Regions from separate parts of the Homo sapiens genome. Here region 2 is linked to region 1. Evidence: chromatin loops called from intact Hi-C (ENCODE). Cell type or tissue: heart left ventricle. All regions are shown on one strand. Each heading gives the region's core, and the rest is flanking DNA. Links, peaks and the distances in the headings are about the cores only. Region 1 holds the start of LOC105376451 (a long non-coding RNA gene). Region 2 overlaps PIP4K2A (phosphatidylinositol-5-phosphate 4-kinase type 2 alpha).

Region 1 (7,530 bases), core at 1,328-5,327:
TAAAATTCTCTTTTTTGGTGCTGTCGCTGCCAGGCTTTGGTATCAGGATGATGCTGGCCTCATAAAATGAGTTAGGGAGGATTCCCTCTTTTTCTATTGATTGGAATAGTTTCAGAAGGAATGGTACCAGCTCCTCCTTATACCTCTGGTAGAATTCGGCTGTGAATCCATCTGGTCCTGGATTTTTTTTGGTTGGCAGGCTATTAATTATTGCCTCAATTTCAGATCCTGTTATTGGTCTATTCAGAGATTCAACTTCTTCCTGGTTTAGTCTTGGGAGAGTCTATGTGTCGAGGAATTTATCCATTTCTTCTAGATTTTCTAGTTTATTTGCGTAGAGGTGTTTGTAGTATTCTCTGATGGTAGTTTGTATTTCTGTGGGATCGGTGGTGATATCCCCTTTATCATTTTTTATTGCATCTATTTGATTCTTCTCTCTTTTCTTCTTTATTAGTCTTGCTAGCGGTCTATCAATTTTGCTGATCTTTTCAAAAAACCAGCTCCTGGATTCATTAATTTTTTGTAGGGTTTCTTGTGTCTTTATTTCCTTCAGTTCTGCTCTGATCTTAGTTATTTCTTGCCTTCTGCTAGCTTTTGAATGTGTTTGCTCTTGCTTCTCTAGTTCTTTTAATTGTGACGTTAGGGTGTCAATTTTTGATCTTTCCTGCTTTCTCTTGTGGGCATTTAGTGCTATAAATTTCCCTCTACACACTGCTTTGAATGTGTCCCAGAGATTCTGGTATGTTTTGTCTTTGTTCTCATTGGTTTCAAAGAACATCTTTATTTCTGCCTTCATTTCGTTATGTACCCAGTAGTCATTCAGGAGCAGGTTGTTCAGTTTCCATGTAGTTGAGTGGTTTTGAGTGAGTTTCTTAGTCCTGAGTTCTAGTTTGATTGCACTGTGGTCTGAGAGACAGTTTGTTATAATTTGTGTTCTTTTACATTTGCTGAGGAGTGCTTTACTTCCAACTATGTGGTCAATTTTGGAATAGGTGTGGTGTGGTGCTGAAAAGAATGTATATTCTGTTGATTTGGGGTGGAGAGTTCTGTAGATGTCTATTAGGTCCGCTTGGTGCAGAGCTGAGTTCAATTCCTGGATATCCTTGTTAACTTTCTGTCTCGTTGATCTGTCTAATGTTGACAGTGGGGTGTTAAAGTCTACCATTATTATTGTGTGGGAGTCTAAGTCTCTTTGTAGGTCACTCAGGACTTGCTTTATGAATCTGGGTGCTCCTGTATTGGGTGCATATATATTTAGGATAGTTAGCTCTTCTTGTTGAATTGATCCCTTTACCATTATGTAATGGCCTTCTTTGCCTCTTTTGATCTTTGTTGGTTTAAAGTCTGTTTTATCAGAGACTAGGATTGCAACCCCTGCCTTTTTTTGTTTTCCATTTGCTTGGTAGATCTTCCTCCATCCCTTTATTTTGAGCCTATGTGTGTCTCTGCACGTGAGATGGGATTCCTGAATACAGCGCACTGATGGGTCTTGACTCTTTATCCAATTTGCCAGTCTGTGTCTCTAGATTTCAAATTGGTTATTTTTCATCTTATTATTATTTAAATCAATTAAAGTTTTGAATTAGAAGAGAATTCGATTAAAATTAAATTACTTTGCCAAAACAGTAAATCAACTTGGGACTAAACTTTCTTAAATTGCATGTGTTCTTTCATTGTTCACTCAGTCAACTTTTTTTTTTTTTTTTTTTTTTTTTTCAGATGGAGCCTGGCTCTGTCGCCCAGGCTGGAGTGCAGTGGTGCAATCTCAGCTCACTGCAACCTCCACCTCCTGGTTTCAAGCGAGTCTTCTGTCTCAGCCTCTCCAGTAGCTAGGATTACAAGTGTATGCCCCCACGCCCAGCTAGTTTCTGTATTTTTAGTAGAGGGGGGTTTTCACCATGTTGGCCAGACTGGCCTCAAACTGCTGACCTCAAATGATATGCCCACCCCACCTTCCCAAAGTGCTGGCATTGCAGGCATGAGCCACTGCACCCAGCCAAATTTTTTCTTTTCTTTTTTTTTTTTTTTTGAGACAAGGTCTCACTCTGTTACTCAGGCTGGAGTTCAGTGGCACAATCATAGCTCACTGCAGCCTCCTCCTCCTAGGCTCAAGTGATCCTCCCACCTCAGACTCCCACACAGTGGGGACTACAGGTGTGTACCAAGCTTGGCTCATTTTTTTTTTTTTTTTTTCCTTCAAAAAACAATGTCCTACTCTCTTGCCCAAGCTGGTCTGGCTCTCCTGGGCCCAGGCGATTCTCCTGCCTGGCCTCCCAAAGCATTGAGATGAGATGGCACACATGAGCCGCTGTGACCAATCTTTATTGAGCACTGACTGTTTTAAGACATTAGGTAAAATACTGTGAGTGAAATAGAGATAGATTAGCAACCATCAGGAACTTCCCTCTGCAGGTTTGTAGTTTCATAGAGAAAACAAGATTTAGATGCAAATGCTTGTAACAACATTTACAGAGAAATCATGTAGACCAGAGGAAAGGAAGAAAGATGAAGCATCAGCCATTGGAACTTGGACAGGAAGGGATTAGTCCTGGCTTGAGGGAGGATTTGTAGCTGCCTCTGTGCATCCTTTCCTGCATTTTCTGACTTTGCGTTCATTCTTTCTTTCACTATTTAATGATACTCTTACCCTCTGGAATGGTTGAGTTAAAAATTACGACCAGGCAGGTGCAATGGTGCTCCTGTAGTACCAGCTACTCCAAAGGCTGGGGCAGGAGAATTGCTGGAGGCCACAAGTTCAAGACCAGCCTGGGCAACATAGCGAGACCCTGTCTTGACACCAAATTTAAAAATTTGCTGGACATGGCAGCACATGCCTGCAGTCCCAGCTGTTTGGGAGGCTGAGGCGGGAGGATCACCTGGGCCAAGGAGTTCAAGGCAGCAGTGACCTGTGATCATTCCACTGCACTCCAACCTGGGCAACAGAACAAGGTCCTGTCTATTTAAAAAAAAAAAAAAGGATAGACATTTCACCGGCTCTTGCAGTACAAAACAGACATAGTCTCTGGGATATATAATATATAAAAGAACCAAAAAAATAATAATAGTACGGGTGCTGATTTTGGATCTAAAAGATTAAGTTCTTGTTGTCTGTGTGTTAATTTAGAAATAGTCCTCCTCAACATTAACATCTACAGACGTTTGACCTAAGGTTTGAAATATTAGGGAATTTATTCTCTTTTTTTTTTTCCTCTGTTGCCCAGGCTGGAGTGCAGTGGCATGATCTCAGCTCACTGCAACCTCTGCCTCCTGGGTTCAAGCAATTTTCCTGCCTCAGCCTCCCAAGTAGTTGGGACTATAGGCACACACCACCATGCCCAGCTAATTTTTGTATTTTTAGTACGGACGAGGGTTCACTATGTTGGCCAGGCTGGTCTTGAACTCCTGACCTGAAGTGAATCAGCCACCTTGGCCTCCCAAAGTGCTGGGATTATAGGTGTGAGCCACTGCACCCAGCTGATTCTCTTAACTGATAAAGGCCAAAAGGAACAAGGATCGACACTGACCAAGGCCTGACCTCCACAGAAGTGCTCCCAGCACAGGGAGGCCGCAGGAGTAGCAGAGAAAAATTCAGGCTGAAATGTTTGCAAACAGACATCCCCAAACACAGCGTTGGCATGAAGGAAACTCAGAGCACATTAGTCACTGCTTCAATGGAGGAGTGGGAAGACCAGCCTCAGCCCGCTGGTGAAGAGCAAAGTTTAAAATAACCCTACTAAATTAGAACAGTGGTCAGGATGCTTTTTAAAGTTTGCTGAAGATAAATGCAGGGTAGGAGTCCCTCCAGGAGAGGGAAGTGAAGTATACAAATAGAAGATAAGATGTGACTGGCTACAGGGAAGGATGTCTTAAAACGAGCCAGCAATGAAAATAGATAAGCTGGAGTCAGTCATAACAGCAGCTTTTTAAAGACTGAACAGTGCCAGGATGTAAAACCAAGTCCCCAGAGGAACCATGAGATCACCCTCCCATTATACATGGTACTAGTCAAACTTTTCTAGGAGCAGGGTGTCCATTCCTGAGTTCTAGAATTAAGGGGCATGGAGAACTTGGAGAACATTCTATCCCTAAAGTCAACCAGGATTAGAAAATGGGACTTCTGCAAAAAAGTAAGGGCTCGAGATTGTTCATTATGAAGAGAAAGCCAAGAGTTGATTAAATTGGCATCTTTAATTGGCAAGATTGTGTATGTGTGTAAATATGTGTGTATGTATGTATATATGTGTATTTAAATTCAGCTATTTTTTTCACCAGGGTACAATCTTTTTAGCTATAATATAAATATTTGGGGTTACATGTTAAGAGAATTGTCTAAAAATAGAGTTCAAACCCCAGTTTGAACAAACTCTGCTCTAAATTGAAAGCCATTTGCTTAGGGGTCAGAGGCCTCCTGGAGGGCCTGATCTTCTTGGTCTGATTTGACTTTATATTGGTAGGGATTACTGCCTAACGATTTATTTTTCTTCATTCCATTATTATTTTTCAGGCATCTTTCTTCTTCCTGGTCTACAGTTTGTTATAGTGTCCTCCCTTATCTACAGCTTTACTTTTTGTGGTTTCAGTTACCCGAGGTCAACCACAGTCCAAAAATATTAAACAGAAAATTCCAGAAAGAAACAAATTATAAGTTTTAAACTGGGTAGCATTCTGAGAAGGGTGATAAAATCTTGAATTGTCCCGCCCCATCCCACCTGGGACATGAATCATCCCTTTGTCCAGTGGATCCACATTGTACTACCCACCCATTAGTCATCAATAGCATCTGCTCCTGACATTCAGTCACTGCCATCAATTATGGTTCGATGATCCAGGTTCACCTGAAGCAGATGGTCCTCCTAATCGTCAGAAAGTCAATAGTAGCCCAACCCTACGTCACAATGTCTGTATCATTTACCTCACTGCATCTCATCACAAAGGCATTGTGGTATCCCACATCATCACAAGAAGGGTGAGCACAGAACAGTAAAATATTTGGAGAGAGAGACCACATTCCCACAACTTTTACTGCAGTATATTTTTAGAATCATTCTATCTTATTATGAGTTACTGTTATTAATCTCTTACTGTGCCTACTTTATCAATTAAACTGTATCATAGGTATGTAGGTATAGGAAAAAACAATATCTATAGGATCTGGTACCATCCATGGTTTCAGGCATCCAATGGGGGTCTTGGAACACATCTCATGAGGATAAGAGGGGACTACCATATTCTCCTGTCTGTGTTTGTAACAAGAATGCTGCACTTCTAGGCACCGAGTTGCCTCCCAACCCCTTCCCCTCTGCCATCAGAGAAACTCTCCCACCTCCTCTGCTCTTCCTGAGCTTCCTTCATGCATCTTGCGTCAGCCGAAAGCTGTCTCTTCTCAGAAGACACTCCTTCCAATTGCCCGGGAATGCCTTTCTCTCTCACATGCACCCTATTATGGAGGTGGGCTGCCATCGTCTTTGCTCCTTGTTCCACTTGCATCCACTACTATTGTTCCCTCTTGCAAAAATTCTTGCTTTTTTGGACTTCGTGGTTTTCAGCTCAACCACTCCTTCCTGTTATTTTCTTCTAGCCAATTCCTGGTCACTCCCTTCCCAGCCATTTGTCAAAGTCTTAGCATGTGGACTCAAAGTCCCACCATCCTGCCCAATAAATTCAACAAACACATGGCGTTCCGCTGTACCAAATGGCCTCTGATTCCTCAAGTTCTCATCTGCAATAGCTCTTCCACTCCACTCAAATCATCCATCCTAGTGCACACACATTGGGTCTTCCTGTCACTCCCCAGTCCCCCACTTGCAGAGTCACTGAAGCAAATGTCCTCTGAGCATCACTACTTCCCCTTGCCCTGGCTGACTCAGCTCCTTCCACTGAGGCCATTCCTCAGCCCCATCAGGATTTCAGGCTTGCAGCTCCATCCTCAGTCTCTCAGTGCCTTGACCTTGTCCCGTCTGCACATCCTCCTCATCTGGCAGATGCCAAGGGTTCAGCAAGTTGATAGCCCTTTTGCCAATACTCTATATTCCCTTGCCCTTTGAGCTTTTTTTGTTTGTTTCCCTCTTCTGGCAAACTCTCACCCCTAATGAATCCAGCTATTTGCATTCCAACCCCCAGCAGCTGAACTCTTCTGAAGAAAGGCACGCAATGGAGCAGACTGGCTTTATTGTAAATGCATAAAAATGAATCTCAGGGCCGAGTGCGGTGGCTTATGCCTGTAATCCCAGAACTTTGAGAGGCTGAGGTGGGCTGATCACTTGAGGTCAGGAGTTTGAGACCAGCCTGGCCAACATGGTGAAACCCTGTCTCTATTAAAAATACAAAAATTAGATGGGCATGCTGGTGCAGCATGCCTGTAATCCCAGCTACTCAGGAGGCTGAGGCAGGAGAATCGCTTGAACTTGGGAGGCATTAGTTGCAGTGAGCCCAGATTGCACTACTGCACTCCAGCCTGGGCAACAGAGTGAGACCCTGTCTCAAAAAAAAAAAAAAAAATGAATCTCAGATGGACCCTCTTACTACATATTTTGATTAACTCACTCTCCTACTTTCCATCAAAACTTCTACAGAGCTTCTCCCCTCCTTTGGTGACAGCCACTCTCACACCACATGCACACACAAACACACGCATCTGCCCCTTCTTCCTCAAACTCAGCAGAAACTTTGCCATCTACAACACAAAGAACATTGAAGCTGTAACAGAAGGACTCTGGGATTGTTCAGAACACTCTTTGCCAGGCTCTGGTGGTGCAGGACTTTTTTGTCTTGCCCTCATCTCTCTGGCTACCCCATTTCCTTTGTACAAACCTGGCCATTAAATATCCACCATGTTATGCCAGAACTTTTCCTCACTCCACGTGCTTTTCTTAGGCATTCTTAGCAATGACAAACTTGCACAGATGACTCACAAATGCATATCTCTAGACCAGACATTCCATCGGCGCCTCCGACCCATCTGTCCACCTGTCAACCTGTCATCTCCATGCAGACATCACAAAGGCACAGCAAAAGTTCCTACCTAAATCACGCATCTTCCCACCTTCCAATCCATGCTCTTCTTCTACCTCTCTTATTTCAGCACAAGATACTACCATCTTTCCTGTTCTACAAGCCAGGTATCTAGGCATCATCCATAACCTCCCTGTCTCTCTCACCCACTATTGATTCTAACACCTTGTCCTGCTCATTTTACCTCCTAAATACCTCTCAAATCCATCTCCACACTAACCCAGGCAACCATCAGTCCCAGCCTGTATAATGTCAGTTGCTTCTTCCTGCCACAGCTTAGACCACCACACTACTCATCCTGTAACCATACTTTACCCTTCTCCTCCACTCAGAAGCCAGAGTGATCTTTTAGAAACATAATTCTGAGAACGCAGCTCTTCTGCTAAAACTATTCAACAGCTTCCATTGCTCTAAGAATAAAGAGAAAATTCTTTATCCTGCTATTTCCTGAGATAGATGCCCTTGGTGGCCGTTTAGGTCATGCTTCTTCATGCCACAGGACCTGTCTCGTGTTGTTCC
Region 2 (7,530 bases), core at 1,679-5,678, 250 kb after region 1:
TGGTGAAATTATATCTCACTGCAGTCTCAAATTCCTGGGGTCAAGCAATCCCCCTTCCTGAGCCTTCTGAATAGCTGGGACTACGGGTGCAGGTTACCATGCCCAGCTGATTTTTTAAAAAACTTTTTGTAAAGACAGGGGTCTCACTATGTTCCCCAGGCTGGCCTCAAACTCCTGGCCTCAAGAAATCCTCCCACCTCAGTCTCCCAAAGTGCTGGGATTACAAATGAGTGGTGTAAGCCACCATGCCAGGCCAATTATGAAATTTCTTCAGGGGGCCATTGTCCTTATGTGAAGCTGATGTTAATTTTTCTCATAACAGTGTTTAGAAGCTGACTTTCAGGGAATTTCCTCTAAGCAAATTTAGAATGTGGCATTTATATAAAACAGGCCTTTTAGGGGGGTGAGGGAGTGGCCCTCCTTTCCTCAGCAGTAGCTGAGAGGGAACCTTGCTCCGCTGCCTCTTCCTAACTCACTCTCCCGCCATTGTGCTTTTCCCTCACTGCTCCCCCTGCCTGGCCCGTTCCTTCCCCACCTCTTGTTCTTTGAGGAATGGCTGCAGTGTGTGGCCAGGATTTAAAGAGGTCACATAGTCCAAGCGTGCCTGTGACAAAGGAGACAGACAGACATCCGTCTGGCCCCCTGTGTCTCCTGGATCTTTCTGCGGGTTGTACCTGGTTCTAGGAAGCACACCTGTGCTTTTGGTAGGCAGTGAACTCTGAACCCTTCTTTGGCTACCTGTGGAACTCAGTGGTGGCAGATGCAAGTCTGATTGACTCTCTCTGAGCTTTATTCCACGCTGTGACTGTTTCAGAGAAAACATGCCGAGCCATTTCAAGTTTAAGGAATACTGCCCGATGGTCTTCCGTAACCTGCGGGAGAGGTTTGGAATTGATGATCAAGATTTCCAGGTGAGTTGCGTTTGTAACATTTGCTTCCAGTAGGAAATGGGTTTTGCCATGACTTTTGCTGTGTCAATTGGGATCTGTATTTTTGTCAATAAAAGTATTATATAATAGTAATTTTCATTTTGTGTAAGAAGTTTTTAATGTTCATGCTGAAGTAAAGTGTTCTCTTGATTGGGGACCTCTATACATATGATACCGGTATAAAAGTCAGTAGGAAAATATATTACTTTTCTTTGGAAGGAGACTGAGCATGTGAGGGTTTTATATAATACTCTCATTTCCAGGTGGAAATTAACAGGCTAGCAGAGCTGCCTGTTAATTTCTGCTGTCAGACATGTCAGTAGCCTGTGTGAGTGTGCATGTTTTGTATCTTCGTAGAGGCTACTTAGGACTCTCAGGAATCTTTATCTTGCTGATTTGCTGCTTTTCAAGTTGGTCAGACTCTTGCTGCAGCATTTTTGTCAAAGGGCACCCTTTGTGCACTGCAGTGCTGGACTGTGGAGTGACCATAGCACTGTGGTCAGCACCAGGAACCCAACATCCTGGGCGTGTCCTGTGGTACATCTTCCTCTTCATCTTGATTCCCACCACGTAAAAATGTGCACTGCTGCTCTCCTCCCCACACTGGCCTGGTCCTTCATTCTAACTTTTAAACATCTGTTTTAACTCTTTAAATAACTGTTGAGCCATGATCATTTTTTTCTGAGAAAGGATTTGACATTGGTTACCCAAGTTTCATATAGCGAGCCAGATTCGTAAATGCTAAGGATTTTTTTTAAAAGTGGAAATCCAAGGGACAGGTTGAGTATCCCAATCAGAAAATCTGAAATCCAAAATGCTTCCAAATCGAATATTTTCTGATCATCAACGTGATGCCACAAGTGGAAAATTCCACAGTTAAGTGCTCAACACAGCCTTTGTTTCATGTACACAATTATTTAAAATATTGTATAAAATTACCTTTAGGCTATGTGTATAAGGTGTATATGAAATAGATAAATTTCGTGTTTAGACTTGGGTCCCATCCCCAAGATATCTCATTATCTTTGCAAATATTCTGAAATCTGAAAAAATCTGAAATACGACTGGCTGCAGGCATTTCAAATAAAGGATGCTCAGCATATACTGACTTAAGTCCCTTCAAATCTAGTCCTAATCTGCCCTCAATTTAAGATCTGAATTTATCCTGCATTAAGTGACATATTGCCACCCTGGGTGACTACAGATTGAGTACTGATACAGCTTACCCTGTATTTTCCTCTGAAGAATAGGGTCCCTCAGGCAAACTGAGATAGTTAGCACACTTTCCTAAAGATCTGTGCTCCCACTGCCCTCTCTGTACCATTGCCAAAAATTTCCAGGAATTTTTCATATGTTTACTCAGGCATGAGAGAGGCTGCCATGTTTGGAGAAAGCAGCGCTGACCAGGCTGCCGGTGACATTGTCTCATGATGGCCTGGGGTTGTGGTTTACATGGAGGTCCAGACCCTGAGCTGAGGCTCTGTGTACACAGAAGAGCTGAGGGCTGGCTAGTGGGACAGGAAGGATGTGGTTGCTCATCTGCTATTAAAACTGCGTGGGAGCCAACACTCCTGTTAGGGCGTTTCTTTTTTTTTCTTGATACAAGGTCTTGCTCTGTTGCCCAGGCTGGAGTACAGTGGTGTGATCATAGCTCACTGCAGCCTCAAACTGCTGGGCTCAAGTGATCCTCCGACCTCAGCGTCCAGAGTAGCTAGGACTACAGGTGTGCACCACCATGCCCAGCTAATTTTTTTTTTTTTTTTGGTAGAGATTGGGGTCTCACTATGTTACCCAGGCTGGTCTCAAACTCCTGGCCTCAAGCCGTCCTCCCAGAGCATGAGCCAGTGCACCTGGCCTTGGGGCTTAATTTTTAAGAGAGAACTTAGATCACAATTATGGACTTGAAATTTACTGCTGTAAAAATAATTAACTTTAACAGAAAATTATTAGAATAGTAAAAAGCATTTCTCTGAAGTTAAAATTAATAATTCTGTATCACTTTAGAACCATTACTAAATTTAAAGAGGCCACCTGAAAATGAACTAGGTGCTTTTTTTTTTTTTTTAAAGGAATTAACAGCAGATAGCTTCAGTGTCTTAAGAAAATCTCCTCTGCCTTAAGAAAAGCTGAACACCAGTGTGTTCCTCCTTCTCTCCACGTCCTTTTTTTGTTTGGCTGGGTTTTGTTTTAATAAAACAATTCCACTGGCATTTCACAGAAACTGACTTTTGAGGGCCCATGCATCTATCTTATCTTGTTAGATTCCTCAATTCATTATTGAAATGAAGTCTTTCTATTTCTTGTCATAATCAATTCTGTCAAATGAGATCCAAAATGAACCCATTATGGTCTGAGTTCTGCACTGCAGCAGAGAAAAGTAGTTTTTAAAATTTCCTCAAATGACCAATTTAGTTGCTGAAATGCAAAGACATGAACTGGTTTTCCTTCCCTTTTTTTCGCCCTACAAAGAAAACTACGTAAGTTGATATTGAAGTCAGTACAAATTGCTGAGTACAAACTTTGAAAGAAAATTAGGCAAGTGGAGGATGATTCACAAGTAACTAATTGGCAAGTCCGTTAAACTCTTCACATGAGAGCTCCCTGTTGGGGAGAGTGGTGTGAGTGTGATTAATCATTCGAACACTCCTCCTTTCCTTAGCTCTGCCTGCTGCTTTCTCTTTGGCAACTGTATTTCTATTAAAAAAAGAAAAAAAAGAAAGAAAAAGTGTGTATTCAGAGTCACTTCAGTACTGCAGAGGTATACTCTTCTTCCCTCCTCAGTCGTATATTTCTTTCCCAGTGTCTGTACCTCTTAAAATTCTTCAGTAGGGTCAGGGACCCTGAGTTCCAGCTGAAAACAGGATCGTAAATCTGGGGCTGTATCCCAGTCTTTTGGCTACTTGGTTTGGAAGAAAGGAGGGTCGTTGTGACAGCTCTGGCTCCAGGGTCACCTCGCAGGCCCCTGTATACTGCAGGGATTCAGGCGGCAGGCGGGCAGGGGCCAGGACCTGGGGCTTCAGCTGCCTGGCACATTGTTACTGCCCAGACAGTTCAATCCTCATGCCCAGTTCAAGTAACAGGTATCATTTGGCACATGTGGCGCCAAATGACTAAAAGCAACCTTGTTTTCCTCTCCTGGAGCTTGCCAATGTGCCTTTGCTGAGTAGAGTCTCCCACCGGCCGCCTCTGTCACTCCTGGGTACTGGCTGCTGAAGACTGCGTATATCGGAAAAAAACCAACTCTCTTTCTGAGCTTATCAATGTGAGCTGCTTTTTGAATACTCTTTCCCAACTGACTTGGAAAGTAGGATCAGTGACCTAGGCTCTCATAGTGTTTTGGAGGACACTGGATAGCTGAAGGGGAACAGGCATTGCCTGCTGTGTTTATTTTTCCAAACTGCTTGCATTTTGGACAAGCGGCTCTAAATCAATGTGGTGGTTAGGGGCTCCATCGTCTGGTTTATCTCGTATTCAGACCTTTCCATTCAGCCAAGTGGGTAAATGGTCCCGACTTGTCTTGTTTGTGTGACCACCTTTTTGCTACACCTGAAAAAAGTAGGTATTGGTCTGTGGAGACCACTCTGATTAAAGCAGAGCATGGTTAAGTAGTAACCTATGCAGTTGACCCCTACTGGTGAATTTAAACTTCTTAAAAAGTTTTTAAGATAAATGAAAAGGATAATGAAATGAAAAATGAAAACATTCCTGCTTTCTCAGTAAACATTTGTATCTTTCCTCTGGTTTTGATTTCTGGAATATCTTTTAAAAATGACTTTTCCTTGTTGTTAAAGACAAATTCAAAGAACAATTCTAGAATATCCATTGTTAATAACAGTACCACAGTACCATGTAACATACATATGTAAACCTCTGTGTGTGTGTGTGTGTGTGTGTGTGTGCGTGCGCGCGTGTGTGCTCGCGCATGTGTGTAACCAGTGCTTCTAGATTCAGAACTTTTTCCAATTCATTAGGGCATTTTTAAATTGCATGATAGGTTTGTAATATGCTCAGGGTTGAATCAGTGTGTCATCAAGGTTCTGATCATTGTTTGGCCAGCATGATATCCATCGTCATACTTTAAAGGTGTGTTTCAGGATGAATGCTGCCTGGGAGGCCTGTTCTGTGACTATAGCCGCAGTCCTGTGTCTACCATTACCACTGCCCCCTTAAGCCCTGATCACCCTGAGGTCTGGGATTTCATGCATAATTATCCAGTCAAAGTATTTGTTTGTACCTACCACATGTCAGGCTCTGTGCTAGCCGTTTTAGGGAATGCAGAGAGAAGAAAGGGTGAAGCATCACTTTCTTTAAAAACTATTGCATACCAGATTCTGTATTAGATGCTAACGAGATTTACAGAAACCCAGCATCTTGATTTGTAATGTTCTTCATGAAAATCTGCACCCCTCTTTCCAGTCTCTTATACTCATTTGATCGTCTCTTATGTTTATACCCAGAGAGACTGGAAAGAGGGGTGCAGATTTTCATGAAGAACATTAAACAGCCCTGGGAAGTCAAACGGAGGCTTCAGTTACATTTAGTAGCTGCCAGAGAGGGTTGCCTCCCAGAAACCAAAAAGTTATGCAGGAGGGAGCTGATGCTGTTAAACCTAAATAGACCACACATTTGAAAGTGAGGCCTCTTGTTCACTGTGGAGGATAATACCAGGTTTGCTTTTCCCCTACTGTGACTCCTGAATTAGAATCCCTCATTATTGACATCTGATGCCCTTTCTTCTTTGTGTTTGTAACAGAGAATTCTAATTTTAAAATAATTAATTTTAAGAGCTAACATTTTAAACTTTTGATATTCTTATTTCAAGTTTAGAAATAAAATTCTAAAGTGTTAAGACCTTCAGTGTATACTAAACTTGAAGTGGGGCAGCAGGAATTCTGCCTTTATCTCTAGAATATCAAGTCTATCCTCTGAAACTTTCACTTGTAGATTTCTCACTTTTGACTTTAAACTGCCTGAGGGCAGGAGCAGTGTTTGTGTTTGCTGGCTGCCTGTCACCCGTTGAGCACAATGCTGGGCTCAGCAGGCACTTAAGAAATATTTGCAGTCAGGACAGTGGCCACACCTGTAATCCCAGCTACTCAGGTGGCCAGTGCAGGAGGATCTCTTGAGCCCAGGAGTTCGAGACCAGCCTGGGCAACACAGTGAGACACCATCTCTAAAAACATGAAAAATAAATAAGTAAATAAGAAATACTTGTGAAAGAGAGTGAGGGCTAATGGGGACTTTGAAGAGAAGTGAACTCTCTGGGCCCAAGCGGAAGGCAGGAGAGCCCATGAAATGTGAAGGTATTTGGATGGTGGCAGAATAGTGGGAGATAAAGATGTTAAAATAGCAAGAAACACAAAGACACCAGGGACACTGGGCCGATTCTGCTGCCAGCGAGCAGCCCTGTGGGTTTTGCTCAGGGGAATGGCAATGTCATGACATCTGTATTTTCTTTTCTTTTCTTTTTTCTTTTTCTTTCTTTCTTTTCTTTTCTTTTCTTTTTTTTTTTTTATAGACAGAGTTTCACTCTGTTGCCCAGGCTGGAGTACAGTGGCACAATCTTGGCTCACTGCAGCCTCCCAACTCCTGGGCTCAATCGATCCTGCCACTTCAGCCCCCTGAGTACCTGGGACTACAGGTATGTGCCACTATGCCCAGCTAAGTTTTGTAATTTTTGAAGACACAGGGTTTTGCCATGTTGCCCAGGCTGGTCTCGAACTCCTGGGCTCAAGCGATCCACCCACCTTAGCCTCCCAAAGTACTGGGATTACAGATGTGAGCCACTGCACCCACCCGAGGTCTGTATTTTCTAAAGATAACTGCATTGTAATTTATAGAATGCATAGAAGGGAGATAAGGAAATCAGGAGGCCATGAAATCCCAGTGAGCCAAGCCTCCGTCACCCACCATGTAAAGCACGGAGCAGCTTGAAAAGACATTGAGAGAAGTAAACCCACAGGTTCAGTGGCCAGTGGCAAAGGACAAGAGCCACAGAGGCACTGGGACCTGAAAGCTAAGAGAGCAGGGATGCGGGTCACAGAGGGAGGGATGTTTGGGGCTACAGGTGGATAGAAAGGAAGATGGAGTTGAGTTTTTGACCTGTTGACTTACCGTAGTGGTAGGATACCTGGTGAGGCTTGTGGCCTGCATTGGGCATTCTGGGTCACAACTCTGAATGAGGTTGGAGCAGAGGTCCAGCTGTGGTGAGGATTGGCACAGTCGTGCTTGTGGGACTCCTCCTTGGTCCAACTCTAATGCTCAACCTACACCATCACCCCTGTGCTTGCTCCTCTAATGCCTAAGCACTGTCATTCCTTTATCACTAGTAGTTGCCTGTTGGGTTTGCTCCATTTGTCCTCACAGGTTAGCTGCCCTGGAAGGAAACTCCACCCTGCTCAGAGACGCACTGAGGCTGAGACCCAAGGGAGGCCCCTCTCTGATTGGACAGCCTCTTGATAGACTGGGGGAAGCTCCCTCACAGCCCATCAGGGTCAGCAGGCATTTCTTGCACTGTTTCAAGTCCTGTTTATGAACTGAGCAAATTACTGTTCCTACCACCACCTGCCCCCACCTGGGACCCCAGGCTTCCTGTTAGCCT

The links. Hi-C counts contacts between places; a loop is a spot of excess contacts. Peaks named below come from ENCODE experiments on the same cell type or tissue, not always from the same donor. Only the 100,000 strongest peaks of a DNase experiment are listed, where the experiment ranks them.
Region 2: it touches region 1 in a loop (2.5-fold over the local background); 7 of 110 quality-filtered maps call a loop at or near these places.

The regions. Positions count from the first base shown.
Region 1 is chr10:22,851,449-22,858,978 of GRCh38, reverse strand. It overlaps LOC105376451 (a long non-coding RNA gene), which reads right to left and starts at 4,879. Exons shown (of 3, transcript XR_930749.3): 1 at 4,761-4,879. In heart left ventricle, for the core only: a CTCF peak has its summit at 3,802 (motif pointing right); no DNase peak of the experiment used is centred there; H3K27ac peaks cover 1,369 bases.
Region 2 is chr10:22,601,308-22,608,837 of GRCh38, reverse strand. It overlaps PIP4K2A (phosphatidylinositol-5-phosphate 4-kinase type 2 alpha), which reads left to right. Exons shown (of 10, transcript NM_005028.5): 3 at 815-911. Among named protein-coding and RNA genes, the nearest start is that of PIP4K2A, 110 kb to the left of the region's middle. RefSeq lists enhancers at 3,596-3,745, 7,203-7,362. In heart left ventricle, for the core only: no CTCF peak of the experiment used is centred there; no DNase peak of the experiment used is centred there.